2 separate regions of the Homo sapiens genome follow, and region 1 is linked to region 2. A link is a contact called in ENCODE Hi-C or POLR2A ChIA-PET data. All regions are on one chromosome and are shown on one strand. Each heading gives the region's core, a stretch centred on a gene start or an enhancer-like site at or near the end of the contact. The rest is flanking DNA. Distances are from core to core; before and after follow the strand shown. Region 1 holds the start of LINC01395 (long intergenic non-protein coding RNA 1395). Region 2 has its middle 12 kb from the start of BARX2.

Region 1 (7,250 bases), core at 931-3,430, 250 kb after region 2:
CTCCCTGGAACAGCAGGGAAAGGGAAGAGGAGGGGAATTTGATTACAAGTGCTTTATATTTACGCTGTCTCATGAGATGCTTCCAACAGGCCTATCAGATATTTTAGAACCATCATTCCTAATTTGCAGATAACAAAATTTTGGCTTGGAGAGGTTAAGGGAATGACCAAGCTAAGCCCAGTTCTCCTGTCTCCCTCCCTTGAGTTCAGGATACCAACCCAATCACTGAATCTTCCCCAGGAACGAGCCTGGGGCCAGGGTGAGAAAGGGGCTTCCCGGAAGTGCTGAGTTAAATCGGCACTGGATGCAGCCACGGACAAGGGGACATGGTGGTTGTCCCTCTCTCTGCCAAGTTGTAGGTCAGGAGACCTGGTTCAAGCCCAGGCTTTGCCACTTGGAAGACTGTATGGTCTGAAATCATTCTTCTCAGTGCCTCAGTTTCTGCATCTGTGAAACGGTGAGGAACAAACCAATTAATACACATAAAGCCCTTAGTGCCCTTGATGCCTAGAACATGTAAGTATTTAATAAATATCAACATTTTTATTAACATTGTTATTGTTACTGTTATTCCCTTCCAAAGTCTTGCAAGAAGTAAATGGGATGACAGATGTGAAAACACATTATAAGCTATAGAGGTAAGAAATGACCACTCATGTATGCTGAGAAGGTAACAGGAAAAAGGGCTTGGCCTTAGATAATGTCATTGAACAGCCTCAAACTTTCAACAGAAAGCACAGAAATATTCCAAAAAGAGTACTCCAATAATTTGAAACCAGGCCACCGAGTCCAAGTTCTTGCCACAGTTCCAGGGCCGAGGCTGTTTCCCAAGAGCCCTGTAATTGCTTTCAACCTGTGCCTCACCCAAACACCACGGCTGGCGCAGGTGGACACCTTCCGTCTCTTCTCCTTCCAGGCTGGGCCCCAGAAAGAAATACTCCAATAATTCACCTTGTGGTTTTCAACTTTAGACCAGATTGTTTGTTATGTATATAACTGTTTGCATTTCACTTACTTATCCTCAATCGTCACATACCTGGGAGGGAAGGAGGCTGCACAGAGCCCCCGGAGCCCCAGCCCCACGTGGTTACACCTGCCCACGCTTCTGGTCTAAGTAGTCCTTGGGTGCCTTAGTGTGAACGGAGCATACAATTAAGCTCTGTCTCTCTTTCTCAGCTAACTCAGGTGCAATCCTTCTTGACAGTCTGGAGGAACCAGGCAGGCTGGCCACCAAGTGAGGGGAAGTTGCTGCTAGCTCATTAATGGTTGAAAGCCCAATAGTACCACCCCTCACTGTCTTGTAGCAAAGACCCTTGGCTCATGTTTAGAATGTTAGCCAAATAGGAGTCACCGAGTGCAACTTTATGGCAGCACTCAGCTGGAAACAGTGGGGCATCTAGGGGAAGTGTCCGTGCTCGGTCCCTGCCCTTACACGGATCAGTCTGGCTGATGGAATGAGACGAATGAAATGGAAACAATGAGCAAATCATAAAAGGCAGTACTGTCATGAAGAGTTTGATTTTATGGCACAGAATGCAATTGTTAGAGTTAGAGTAGGGAGAGATGGCCAAGAGCTAGAGTGGGCAGGGAAGGTTCCTGTGGGAAGAGGTTAGCTGGGCCTTTCAGGTATGCAGGAGTTGAACTGGTGGGAGGGAGAGTGGCATTCCAAGTTGGGGAAGCTATGTGAGAGAATCTAGGAGACAGAAAAGAACAAGGGCTGTTTATAGAGCAGAGGCCAAACTGGCATGACTAGAGTAGAAGGAGGGCATCCTAATTCCCAGCCTTATCCACCGCTTTGCAAGAACCAGGAAAATGAATTCCTGTTGGCCATAAAACTAGTTGCAGGTGATGTAACCCATCCTATTCGGCCTCCCATATTTACAGCTATACAGGAACAACTCTCTGAAACTCAGTCTCCTCACCCGTAAAATGGGATGGTAATACGTGCCCCTGGGAGCCAGCGAGAATTAAAAGGGATAAGATGCACTGGCTCCCAGGGGCAAGCACTAGCAGACAAGGAATAGGGCAGTCCTCCCTTCACACTCCACAGAGAAGAAATGTCCTCCAACTCTCCCAGGAGGCAGAGCCCAGCTCTCCTTCCAAACAGCCTTGGAGTTGCTTGGCCTCTCCACTTCTTCAACGAAGTTGTGGGCAGAAGACAAATGCAGAGTTCTCTTGTACCTGACAAGGAGAGAGAAGCAGACCCTGTGTGAGTCTCTTGCTGTTGACGTTGATCCACAGGGGGTGCAGGATGGGACTGAGGCAGGCCCACCTGCCTGGAAAGCCTGCCTGTACCCTGACCCCATGGGGCCCTAACACACACCCTCCCAGCCACAGGGGCTCTGCAGAGCTAAGCCAGCTGTCCTATGGAGGTGGGGACCCTCCTCCTGCCCTGCCACTCTCTCTTTCTCCTGGAGAGGACAGGCAGGTGGGCATGGCCACAGGAGAACTTCTCGAAGGTGCTAACTGGCCCAGAGAAAGAAAGGTGGCCTGGTAGGGAGTTGTCTACCAGAGATTGAGAGAGCATGGGAGAAGTTGAGAGGGAGGAGGAAAGTGCACGCCATCCTGCGCGCAGCCTCGCCTTAGGGAAAGCATGTGTGAGAAGTGGTGGTAGGCGGTTGCTAGCCTTGGAAACAAACAAACAGCCAACCAAAAGGCTTCGGAAGGAAGGAGTGTCTAATTAATCAGCCCCGAGGGACAGGTCCGCACTGCCTGACTGTGCTCCTCAGCCTGGTTTCAGGCCACCGAGTCCAAGTTTCTGCCACAGTTCCAGGGCCGAGGCTGTTTCCAAAGAGCCCTGTAATTGTTTTCCACCTGTGTCTCACCCAAACACCAAGGCTGGCGCAGGTGGACACCTTCCCACTTTTCTCCCTCCAGGCTGGGCCCCAGAAATCAGTAGAGGAGGGAGGAATCAGTCAGCGTGGCCATGCCTGGGAGGAGAGGCCCGTGTGGGTCTGTGGGGCTAAGAGGCAAAGGCGGGTGGCGGATGTGGGCCAGCGGGAGCCTGGAGGGGTTGACACCGCCTGCTCCACCGCAAGCCCCTGGAGGAAGAGCCCCGCTGTGCCCGAGAGCGAGCGCGGGCAGGTGTAACTACCCGGGGCTGGGGCTCCGGGGGCTCCGCGCAGCCTCCTTCCCTCCCAGGGACACCGCCCAGCTGCGCCCCGCGCCCCGCCGACTGCGCGGGCCTTGAGACGCTGGTGGCTGCCTCGGGGTTGGCCTGCTCCTCGCGCACATGTTCAGGGTCATCCGCGCTGCGCCTCTGCTTCAGGTGCTTGGCTAGAGAAAGGGCGGCAAGACGGGGCAGTGCGTGTGCGCGCGCGGGCAAGTGCATGTGAGTGCACACTTATGTGAGCGCATGTGTGTCTGCGCTTGTGCGTGTCCAGGGGAACCACAGGGAGCACCCTCATTCTAAGCCTCCAGAGGACTGCCTGAAGCCGCTAGATAGAAACTCCCCTAGAATGTAAGCTCCGGGGGGGAGGGAGCTTTGTTTGATGGCTGCTGTATTCCCAGTGCCCATTGAAGTACTGGGGACACATTAGATGCTTAATAAACAGCTGTTGAGTTAATCAACGGACTCTAGGAATGGAGGCAGACCGGCCCTTCTGGAACTGGAGAAAGGACAAGGCCACATTTCACCGTCTCCTCTGTTCTTGGTACCAGCCCTGGCGTCCCCGGCAACGCCAATCCTTCTCACATCCAGCTTGTGCCAAGTTTTCCTCCCTGCTCGTGTTTACACCTTCTCCCCTTTGTCTCTGTTTCCTGCTGGCCCCTGTGTGTAAGCACCCCAGCAGTCAGAGTGAGAGGAAGACGAAAGAAGCAGAATTCTGGAAATAGAGAGCTACCAGGGTGGCCTCTTCCTTCTGGAAGGACACGGAAAGATGGGGTGAGACTGGCGCTCTTCTTCAGCTCCTCCCTTTGGGAATTGGGACTTTGAGCTTCAGTTTCCTCACTTTGAAATAGCAGCTATTCCACCTGCCTCGCAGGATTGTTGCAAGAAGTCAGGCAGGAGGCTGAAAAGTTCTGGAGCACATGATAGGTGCTACAGAAACGTTCGTTTCGTCTCCTGACTAGCATCCAACAGTCTGGGAGTGCCCCAGGTGTGGCTGAGGGTGGTTATGGTTTGATAACCACCACCAGAACACCCCTCCTTTTTTCACAAAATGCCTTGAGGAGAATTTAATGGCTGTCGAAAATTAAGGCAAGCTTCATTTCTAAAACATTCAGGAGTCAATATGTTGTGAGTCATGTATTCCGTCGGGGCCTCCACTCACTCCGGAGGGAGCTTTTCCAAGTAATTAAACAACGATGTCGTGATCAAGCTGAAGTCCACCAGCCCCAGCCTTTCCATTCGGGACCTTCTCCTGCACATGCTGCAGCTGCCTCCAAGACTACTGCGATGGAGATGAGCAGATTCTTCCTTCAGTTGTAGAGGGAGACACTGCGAAAACCTAATGCTGTCAATAACGCTTTTCATCTCGAAAGGAAGGATCCGATTTCACTCTTTTCAGCCTGATTTAAGGACCCACCAGAAAAAAACAAACTTCATGGGGTAATTAGGAAATTATCCTCTTACAAATTGGTAGATGTCGTCTTTTTTTCCTTGGGACAAGACAGAAAGGACATTGTTTGTCTTTTACCATGGTGAAGCTGCTGCGATTAACCATGCCACCTGGGGAATGGTTCACTTGTGGGTAAGCTGATAGCCTGCTGTTCCAGGGTGCGCCTGCCAAGGTACTCCAGAATAACATGTTACATCCTCTGTGCACCCCTTCCCGATGAAAGGAAAACTTCAATCACATTTAGTTAAAGGAGCCCTTTAAACCTGGCCTGTCAATATCCTGGAGGTGGAGAATTACACCAAGGTTAAGAAAAGGTTTCCCAGAACTGGCTAGACATGTATTTGTTTAAAGGGATTAGGTGCATTCAGTCTGGGCCTGATCAATACTGCCTGTTTTGGGGTTTGTGGAAAACAGTGCAAATATCCAGAGAGAGCCTAGGAAGTCCCTAAAGACCCAAGGAAGGATTTTTTTTTTCTATTTGATAACAAGGAGAAATCCCTACTGTACAGTTTCCAAATCCTGACCTGTTTTAACTTAGGAATCTTGTGAAAAGTTATTGTAAATATAGACCAAAAGGCCAATGCTAAAATTGGAATTAACATCAACCTCCGCCTTTCACTCTGACATATTCTGTCTCACTCCTTTCTTACCTCTCCTGCTCTCTGTCTTACTCTGTCTCTCTGTGTCTCTCTGTGTGTCTCTCTCATACACACACAAAGCAACAACCCAACAGGCTTGACAAACCTTAGATTCATTAAGAGTCTTCTGAAGTTTTCAATATGCTAAAAGATGTACCGTAAGAATATATGTGTGTATGCGCATATATGTTAGCATTTCTGTTTAGCACTTGGTATACTCCAAAAGCTCTTACACACATTTTCTCACTGTGGCAGGTGTTATTATCCACAATTTTACCAAAGAGTAGACTGAGACTGAGACTCGGGGAGGTGAAGTGACTTGGGTAACAGTGTGCCGTCAGGGTACGGTACAGCCAGGAGTGAATCTGCCCTCCCAGCACATTAGAAATGACCATCATCTCATGCAGCTCTGCATGAAAAGACTCCCATAGTTAAATTACCACTCTATAGTAAAGCCCTGATTGCAGTTTCATCTGCGTCCCCTTCCAGAAGTATTTGCAATTCATTATCCAAATGAGAAAAGCTGTTAGTAAAAATTTCAGGTACCAGTAACAGGCTAAATAAACAAACATTAGGGTTTAAGATGAGTCAGGGACTCTTGAGTTGCGAAAGTTGGCAGGAGTTTTGTTTCTAGGAGCCTCTACAAGCCTCCTGGATGCCACTCTGCCTTCAGCCTCTCCCCTTCCAATCTGCTCTATGCGGTGCGGACTACTTGCCTCAACAGACCCAGACATACGAGCATCAGAAGGGAGGACTCCCTAGCGCAGTGGCTCCCTGAGTGTGGTCCCAGGACTGGCAGAAGCAGCATCACCTGGGAGCTTAATAGAGATGCCAATCCTCAGGCCCTGCCCCAGTGCTGCTAAATCAGAAACTATGGGAGAGGGGCCCAGCGATCTGTGTTTTAACAAGCCTTCCTGGTAATGCTGGTACACACTAAAGTGTGAGTACCACTGACTATTGCCTACAAGAGAGTGCCCAGACACCTCCCAGACCTCCCTAACTGAACCTAACAGGTTCCTCTCCTCTAACCACACTCACCTAACACTCACTGTTCTCTGAACATTTCTTTTTCATGTATCTTTGATGCCCTGTTCCTGTCATTTTGAATGGCATTTCCTTCTTCCCTGCCTGACAAACTTGTATTTATCATTTAAAGCCCAATTCAAAGATCTCTCCCTCTCGAGACTTCACGTGTTTTCTCTCTGCTGAGTTTTAGTTACTCCTTCCGTACCTCCCCTGATGGCACCCGTGCATACCTCAATAGCATCACCACATCGCGTTCTTTGGCATGAGACTCATGGTGGACTGGAATCTCAAGGTAGCCCCCGTACGTAGTGTTGTGCCAGGAATGTAGTAGATATTTAATAAATCCAGACTGATTAAATGAATAAGTGAATGCATGAGCTCAAGTACAGTCATTCTTTGGTGTCCCTAGAGGATTCATCTTAGCACCTTCCCAGGATACCAAAATCCACAGATGCCCAAGTCCCTGATATAAAATGGCACAGTATTTGCATATAACCTATGCACTTCCTCCATATACTTTACATCATCTCTAGGTTACTTATAATACCCAATACAGTGTAATGCTATATGAATCATTATACCTTATTGTTGAGGGAAAAATGGCAAGAAAAAAGAGTCTGTACATGTTCGGTACAGATGCAACTTTTTCAACATTTTCCATCTGAGGTGGGTTGAATTCATGGATGTGGACCCCACGGAGAGCTGTATTCTATCAGGCCTCATTGAGTACTCAAAATAGGCAACTGGCCTGTGAGCACATGGCTGGTTACTTCAGAGCCTGATCTGACCTCCAGGCATCCTGACTCCTAGCCAGGGTAGTCTGTGAAGTTTTGTTTGTTTCACCTGGGCGCCATGTCTTTAGGTTATGTAACTGTTAGACAGGAGTCATTTTTGGCTACTTTGTGACAGATAAATATATCAAATGCTCAAAACAGGTACAGTTCTTCCCTTGCAGCTGTGGAGCTGTGACTGTTGAGGCCACAGCCTGTATTGGTTATCTTCGCATCTCTCTGTGTTTGTAGTTGTA
Region 2 (7,221 bases), core at 2,544-5,043:
TTAAATATTAATAAAGCTTGAGATTCTCTCCTTGGTTCTTGTATCTTCTGATTTTCATACTCCCCAAATAATTCCATTTACTCTCAGGGCTTTGATTACTATATACATACTGATGGCCTCTGAATTGTACCTCTAATTTAGATTTCTCTTCCAAATTTCAGACACACATACTCAGCTGTACACTGTGCATCTCCATTTGTATGTCTGATGGACATCTCAAATTTAACACACCCAAAATGACCTTACTACTTCCTCCTCAAACTGCTTATTTTCTCACCTTATATTAGTGAATAGTAGCCCCATCGACTTATTTGCCAAGTCAGAAATGTGAGCTCTATTCCTTTTTGTTGTTGCTATTTGTTTGTTTTCTAATGACTTTGTTAATCATTGATAATTTAATGACTTTATTGATAATTTACATACAATGCCATTATTCACCCATTGAAGGTGTACAAATTCAATGTGAGATTTTTCTGGTCTATTATGTTACTGATTCTTAAAATTGTGGTAAAATATATGCAGTATAAAATGTGCCATTTATGCAGTTTTAAAAGGGTATAATTTAATGCTATTAACTACATTCACAATGTTGTACAACCATCACTACTATCTACTTCCAAAACTTTTGATCACCTTAAACAAAAATTCTATAACCATTAAACAATAACTTGCCACTTTTCCCTCTCTCTGGCTCCTGGTAAGCACAATTCTATTTTCTGTGTCTATGAATTTACCTATTCCAGGCATTATGTATAAGTTTAATCATATAACACTTGTCCTTCTGTGTCTGTCTTATTTCACTTAGCATAGTGTTTACCAGATTCATTAATGTTGTAGCATGTATCAGAACTTTATTGCTTTTATGGCTAAATATTATTCCATTGTATGTATATACTACCTCTTATTTATCTAATTTTCTGTTGGTAAACACTTGGATTGTTTCTACTTTTAGCTATTGTAAGTAATGCTGCAATAAGCATTTGCCTGAAAATATGTTTGTTTCTGTTTTTGAATTATTTGGGGCATATACCTAGGAGTCGAATTGCTGGGTAATATGCTAAGTCTATGCTTATTAAGGAGGTGCCAAGCTGTTTCCCACAGCATCTGTACCATTTTACTTTTCTGCTAGCAATGTACAAGGGTTCCAATTTCTCCACATCCATGCCAACACTTGCTATTTTCTGTCTCCTTTAATTATAGCTATCCTAGTAGGGGTGAAGTGATGTCTCATCGTGGCTTTGATTTGCATTCCCCTAATGACCAATGATGTTAAGCATCTCTTCATGTGCTTATGGCCATTTATATATATATTCTTTGGAGAAATTTCTATTCAAGTCATTTGCCCAGTTTTTTAATTGAGTCATTTTTTTTATTAAGTTGTAGGAGCTTTTATGTTCTGGGTATTAAATAGGGTCATTCTTGACTTAGACTTCTTTATTTTCTTACCTCAAAATAATTATTGGGTTTCATGGATTCTAGTTCCTTGAAATCATTTCGGTCTCTCCTTTTTCTTCATCCTATGGCTTCAGAAGTCAATTACCTCTCCCTTGGATTAACATAGAAATACAGTAACTTTTTTTTTTTTTTTTGAGATGGAGTTTCGCTCTTGTTGCCCAGGCTGGAGTGCAACAGCATGCTCTCAGCTCACTGCAACCTCTGCCTCCCGGGTTCAAGCGATTCTCCTGCCTCAGCCTCCCAAATAGCTGGGATTACAGGCACCTGCCACCACGCACAGCTAATTTTTGTATTTTTAGTAAAGACAGGGTTTCACCATGTTGGCCAGTCTGGTCACGAACTCCTGACCTCAGGTGATCCACCCACCTTGGCCTCCCAAAGTGCTGGGATTACAGGTGTGAGCCATCATGCCCGGCCTACAGTAACTTCTTAACCGGTTTCCCTCCTCTCTATTTTGCTCTCCTTGAATCCACACTCTATAACATTATGGCCCGGACTTTCAGAAGCACATCTGATTATGTCACCTTCCTACCATAAATCATTTAGCACTTCTTATTGTTTTCAGAATAAAATATAAATCAGTAACATAGCATAAAAGATGCTTTATGATCTGGCCCTTCTTTCTCATTTTCTCAGGACACTTTCCTCTTCAAACCTGCACTTCAGCCACACTCAAGTACTGCAGGTGCTTCATGAGACACTTTCACTTGCCTCTATGCTTTGGATGTTTTTCTTGTCTGCCTCGAATTTCTCTACCCCTTCCTAACTCATATTCTTCCTTCAGATCTCACCTTATATAACAATTCTTTCTGAAATCCTTCCCTTATTTCTTTTCGGACTGGGCTAAGTGCCCCTCCTTCGTGCTCTTAAATCTCCCAGTTCCTAACTATGGGTGTAGGCACCTGTTGACTCATCTATCTCCACTACAGGTCTGTTACTGTGAGGAAAGGGAGTGTGTGCTGTTCACCACCACATTTCTTGGACCAACACAGTTCCTGGGACAAAGTAGATGCTCAATAAATATATGCTAGATGAATTATCTCTATATTCAATTTCTATACACTTATCTCCACTACAGATTTACAACACGTTGCTACAAGGAAAACAATGCAATGTAATACAAAGAACAAAATGTTGCCATTCAAGAAGGTGGTATTTAAATATCCAGAAATATAACAACATCCTGTTCCCAAACTCAGCTATCTGATTGACTAAACAGTCATTAGAAAGCACCTCAGCCAACTTCTTAATCATTCCCCATAGTTTTGTGGTAGTTTCAGCCTGTCCCATGAAGTGGAGTTTTGTTTTGATTTTTTAGGGGGAAGAAAGGTTTCTAGTTATGTATAAACTTGTTTTCCATACCTGGCAAGACTGACTGGCTCTGTGTGTTCTATTGCAGGCAGGGGGGAAATAAGGAAATATATTTTTATAGGAAAATAGCAAAGTCACTACAAATGACTTTGTATTTGTAATTCATAGAGTCAGGACAGAAAAATCAATGGCAGGAAAAATTGAATTATTTCTATTTCTCTTCTTTTATATTCATCCTCTTATTAAGATTTTACCTTTTACATTTTCCTTTTTCAGCCAGACCCTCCACTCCCTTTACTCAAGAAGGTTTACATCCTAAGTTAAAAGAGACCAGGTGTCATCTATAAATTCAGGGAACTGTAAGTGCACCTAATCCATAAAAGCCAGAAATATTTAAGCATGATCTAGAGCAGGCAAATGTATACTGGAGTTAATGTAAATGCAATATATGAACATAGTGTTGATCATATTCAAGATCTACCACCATAAACTAATTAGATCCCTGAGACCAACTCAGAGAAGCGGAGCTTTTACTCACGGTTGAGGTCCACAAAGCTTGTTTATACTGGAGCTGACTTTGCTCTTAAATGGTGACATCAGGGCACAGTCCTAGATCTTAGAGTTGTATGCTACAGAGTTGCTACCGGTATTATGTGCTGCTTTCAAATCCTCCTTGTTCAATACCCTTATTAATCAGAAGTAGAGCTAAGTCATGTACAACGATTTTCGGTGGAGAATTCAAGTCCTTGATGGTGAGAATGATCAGAACTAACCCTAGAGTGTAGGACGGGCAAAGAGGCTTCCCTGTCCAGTCTAGAGAGTCCCTTGATCTGTTTTAGGGAAGAATAGCAACAGGTGACACTTCTGACAGTGCTGAGGTCAAGGAGCCCCCCAGGTGGCCTTCCCAAGACAATGTTCTGGGACAGTCACTAGCGCCGACGCAGCACCTCTGGAGAGCCTGTCTTTGATAATGTACCTGCTTCGTGCCGATAGAGGGAGACCGGATTCCACAGCACACACGCCATGCGTCCCTGCTGTCCGGTAGAGGGCAGTAGCGGCCACGCTGCAACCCTGAGAAGTGGCGGGTACCTTAGGATCCTTTCTGATTGCAGACGTGGTCCAGAGCCAAAGCGGCTTGGCTGGGAAGGCTCCGTGAGACGCCGGGGCTTGATTGCTAGGAGGTGAAAAACTTTCGAGAACTCAGAGCAATCCAATGGACAGTCCATGTTCCACATAATTATCAACTCACTTTCCCTGCTCGTGAAATTGCTGTTAATTTTTAACAAGTGATTGGGACTGTCTATATTTAGAGGATTACCTAGTAACCAAAGCTCATGACACATGAGATGGTTAAGTTTTCCTACCAGACCTAACTGTGATATTTCCTGACTTTAATATGTTTTTATGTCAGCCCTCTTAATATTCAGTTTACCTCGGTTTTATCAAATGCTTAGCATTTTTTATGAGGGGGTGGATGAGCGAAAAATAGAAACTCATAAAACTGGAATTTCATTTCTTTTGAAAAATATAACTGAGATCAGTGAAAAAACATTGTCCCATAGAGGGTATGGGAAACTTGGACTCAAAAAACTCGGGTTTGAGACTTGGCTCTGCAAGTGTAGATGTGGCTGTGTGGGGTAACCTCAAGTAAACCACTTTTCCTCAGTTTCCTCTTTCGTAAAATAGGGATAGTAAGACTTGTCTTTTTTCATATATAGGGCTGTATAAAGTTCACATGAAGTACTGCATTTGAAAATTTTCTGTAAATGGGAAATGTTATGCAAATGTAAGATATTGAAGTTCGCTTTTTATTTTTGAATGTAAAATATTATAATATTTTTGAACTTAAATATAATTTGTAGGAAAAAAGATAAATGTCAATTGTAAAACTATGTAAACAATATTCAAAACTACATAGAATAAATTATCACTGGGCTGAGTGCAGTGGCTCACACCTGTAATTCCAGCATTTTGAGAGGCCAAGACAGGAGAATTGCTTGAGGCCAGGAGTTCAAGACCAGCCTGGTCAACATAGCAAGACACCTATCTCTAATAATAATAATACATTTTAAAAATAAATTATCACTGTTAGTATTTGAACATGCTTTTAGACATCTCTATATGCACCTATATACATGTGTATATAAACAATGTTTTGAAGCTGGAATTGTATTGCACATTCTATTATATCAATGACTTTTTCACTCAGCATTGCAGTAATAATAGTTAACATATATTGATCTTTACGTGTCAGTCATTGTCTAAACCATTTATATATATCTTTAGTGTTACAATAACACTATTGGGTATGTACTTTTATCTCAAAGACAAGGAAACTGAGGCTCAGAGAGGTAAAATGACAGATTTCCTAATTTCCTTAAATTTTAAGAATTCTTACAACTAACATTTTTTTCTTCTTACAGCCTGTCCCACTTTTATCATTTTTATCTCTTTGGCAACCTGTTTGTTAAACAGCAGCTAAATCAATAGGACTGCTGGTTTTAAAATGTCAACTGTCACACCTACACATTTCTGGAGGGAGGAAATCTAGGAATGGGCAGTTTTTAAACAAGCACTCCTAGGAAATTATGTGTACAATCATATTTGAGAACCACAGCTTTGGTTTCAATTCCTAGGTTGGGACTGCTGGATCGATTTTGTGTTTGAGATATAATGCCAAACTGCCCTCCAGAAATATCATACCAATTTACATTCCCACAAACAGCTTGTGACTAATTCAGTCTCTTTTATGTGGGTCTTTGCACTCCAAAATATTACCTTGTAAATGACTTCTTAGTTTGTCATCAGGACAGTAAACTACTTGTTAACCTACAAGTATGTGGGGTGTGTATATTCCAAAGCTGAATTCAAGACTGGGCACTTTTTTTCATTTGTGTTAATAATTTTGAGGTTCTTTGGAACCCCAGAATCTGCATATTTTCTGCAATGTCATACCCTCTCCTCTCTTCATGCCCTGCTCCATTTCTGTTCTCCAAGCCATCATATTCATGGAAGTCAAACTTACTTTTCCAAAATTATACTGCATAAATAAAAGCATAAACTCTGCATCATTAGTTCTTACAAAGGAAAAACAAATTCTATTTCTGTCCACAAGAAGTTAACGAAGATCTACCCCTGTGAACCCCCATTTGACCACCTTGGTTTTATCCCATTCTTAGTGCAGGGTCCTTCTGCTCATTCTCCAAAAAGTCTTGATCCTACCGACTTCTAATCTGTCTGTGTCAAAACTAAAATCCTCTTTTGGCTACTTGAATATTATTCTTTACTGGACCCCAGATCTTACTCTTCAGTTCAGTTGAGCTATAGTAAAATTTCTGGCTTTTTTTTTTTTTTTTTTCTTCATAAAGCAAGAGTCTACTCCTACTGAGATTCTAAATAAACCTTTTTCTCTTTTAGAAAAATTACCTTCCTCCTACCTAGAAAACTGAGTTTTTAAAATTTCTTTGTTCTTGAAACAAAGAGCTATTTTCTCTCTTAAAGGAAACAGAAAGACTTTGTTGCTAATTCATTAACAAGCAACTCTTAACAATTAAGCTATAGACATTTAACAAGTTACACACAGACCTCAGCCTAACAGATCATGTACTCTGGAATATTTAGTAGGAGGGTGAGTCACCTCAGACATAATACAAAGTTTATATTATTCAGTTATGACAATAATTGTTCCTAATTATCTCAGGTTTCAAAAAACTTCAAATCTATGTACAGAGAACAAAGTCGCATAAAATTAGACATGGGTAGGTTATTTGTACTTAATGTTGCTCCAAATGAATAATGAAACTGTTTTCTTCTTCCAATATGTTTAGTCAAGTGAGAGCTCGTATTCTAATACAGACTTCTGAACTAAATCATTATTTAGAATGTTTCATTAAAAATCCTCTGATCTGAAACATTGAGTGAGTATGTAAATGCGACAGGAAAAACAGGGTAATAGGAACAGGAGCCTTGCCGGGCTCCTAAATCTCTTCCTCCCCGTCTCTGAGCATTTATTTCTCTTTGGGGCTGTCACTATGTGGTCAGTAAAGATAATCATTTGAAATTTCAAATATCCATCGAAGACGCCATAGAAGAGACTGAAGAAATAATAGGACCGCATTAATTTGATTTTATAGAGCAGCATTTTATGCAGCGGAGGTTCCCGTGAAACACCGTATATTTATATGTATTTGGTAATTCAAATCATGTGTCAGATTTTGTTAAAGTGAGGACATACATCCACAGGAATGCCGGTGGGTTTTAGGCGAAAAGGCACTATTCTGTGATTTCTAGTACTAGTACTTTTATTTTTCAAAATTTAGCAAAAACCCACTGGCTTAATTCTGACTTGGTCCCAACCTTGAGAACATAGGATTCAAATGAGTACAGAATTGTCTCAGAGACGTGATTAAGTCCTTTTCATATCCATTACATTTTGGACTATAGATCTGTCAGAGC

What was found. A loop is a pair of places that touch in the nucleus more often than their neighbours do. ChIA-PET counts read pairs that join two places held with the same protein, here RNA polymerase II (POLR2A). Pooled maps may share reads with other maps.
Region 1: a pooled map shows a loop between it and region 2 (2.4-fold over the local background). The contact joins the promoter of LINC01395 here to the enhancer-like site in region 2. A Hi-C loop is called at or near these places in 1 of 168 maps with a recorded cell type or tissue (Caco-2), 1 of 37 single-sample maps with no recorded cell type and 4 of 50 pooled maps. POLR2A ChIA-PET finds 5 or more read pairs at or near these places in 1 of 52 experiments (PC-9).

What each region holds. Positions count from the first base shown.
Region 1 is chr11:129,615,089-129,622,338 of GRCh38, forward strand. LINC01395 (long intergenic non-protein coding RNA 1395) reads right to left here and starts at 2,181. Exons shown (of 4, transcript NR_120582.1): 1 at 1,923-2,181; 2 at 219-447.
Region 2 is chr11:129,360,523-129,367,743 of GRCh38, forward strand. No RefSeq gene overlaps it. Among named protein-coding and RNA genes, the nearest start is that of BARX2, 12 kb to the right of the region's middle. Within about 2 kb of position 3,794, at least 3 of the 41 ENCODE cell types and tissues checked have a DNase peak (open chromatin) inside an H3K27ac peak, as active enhancers do.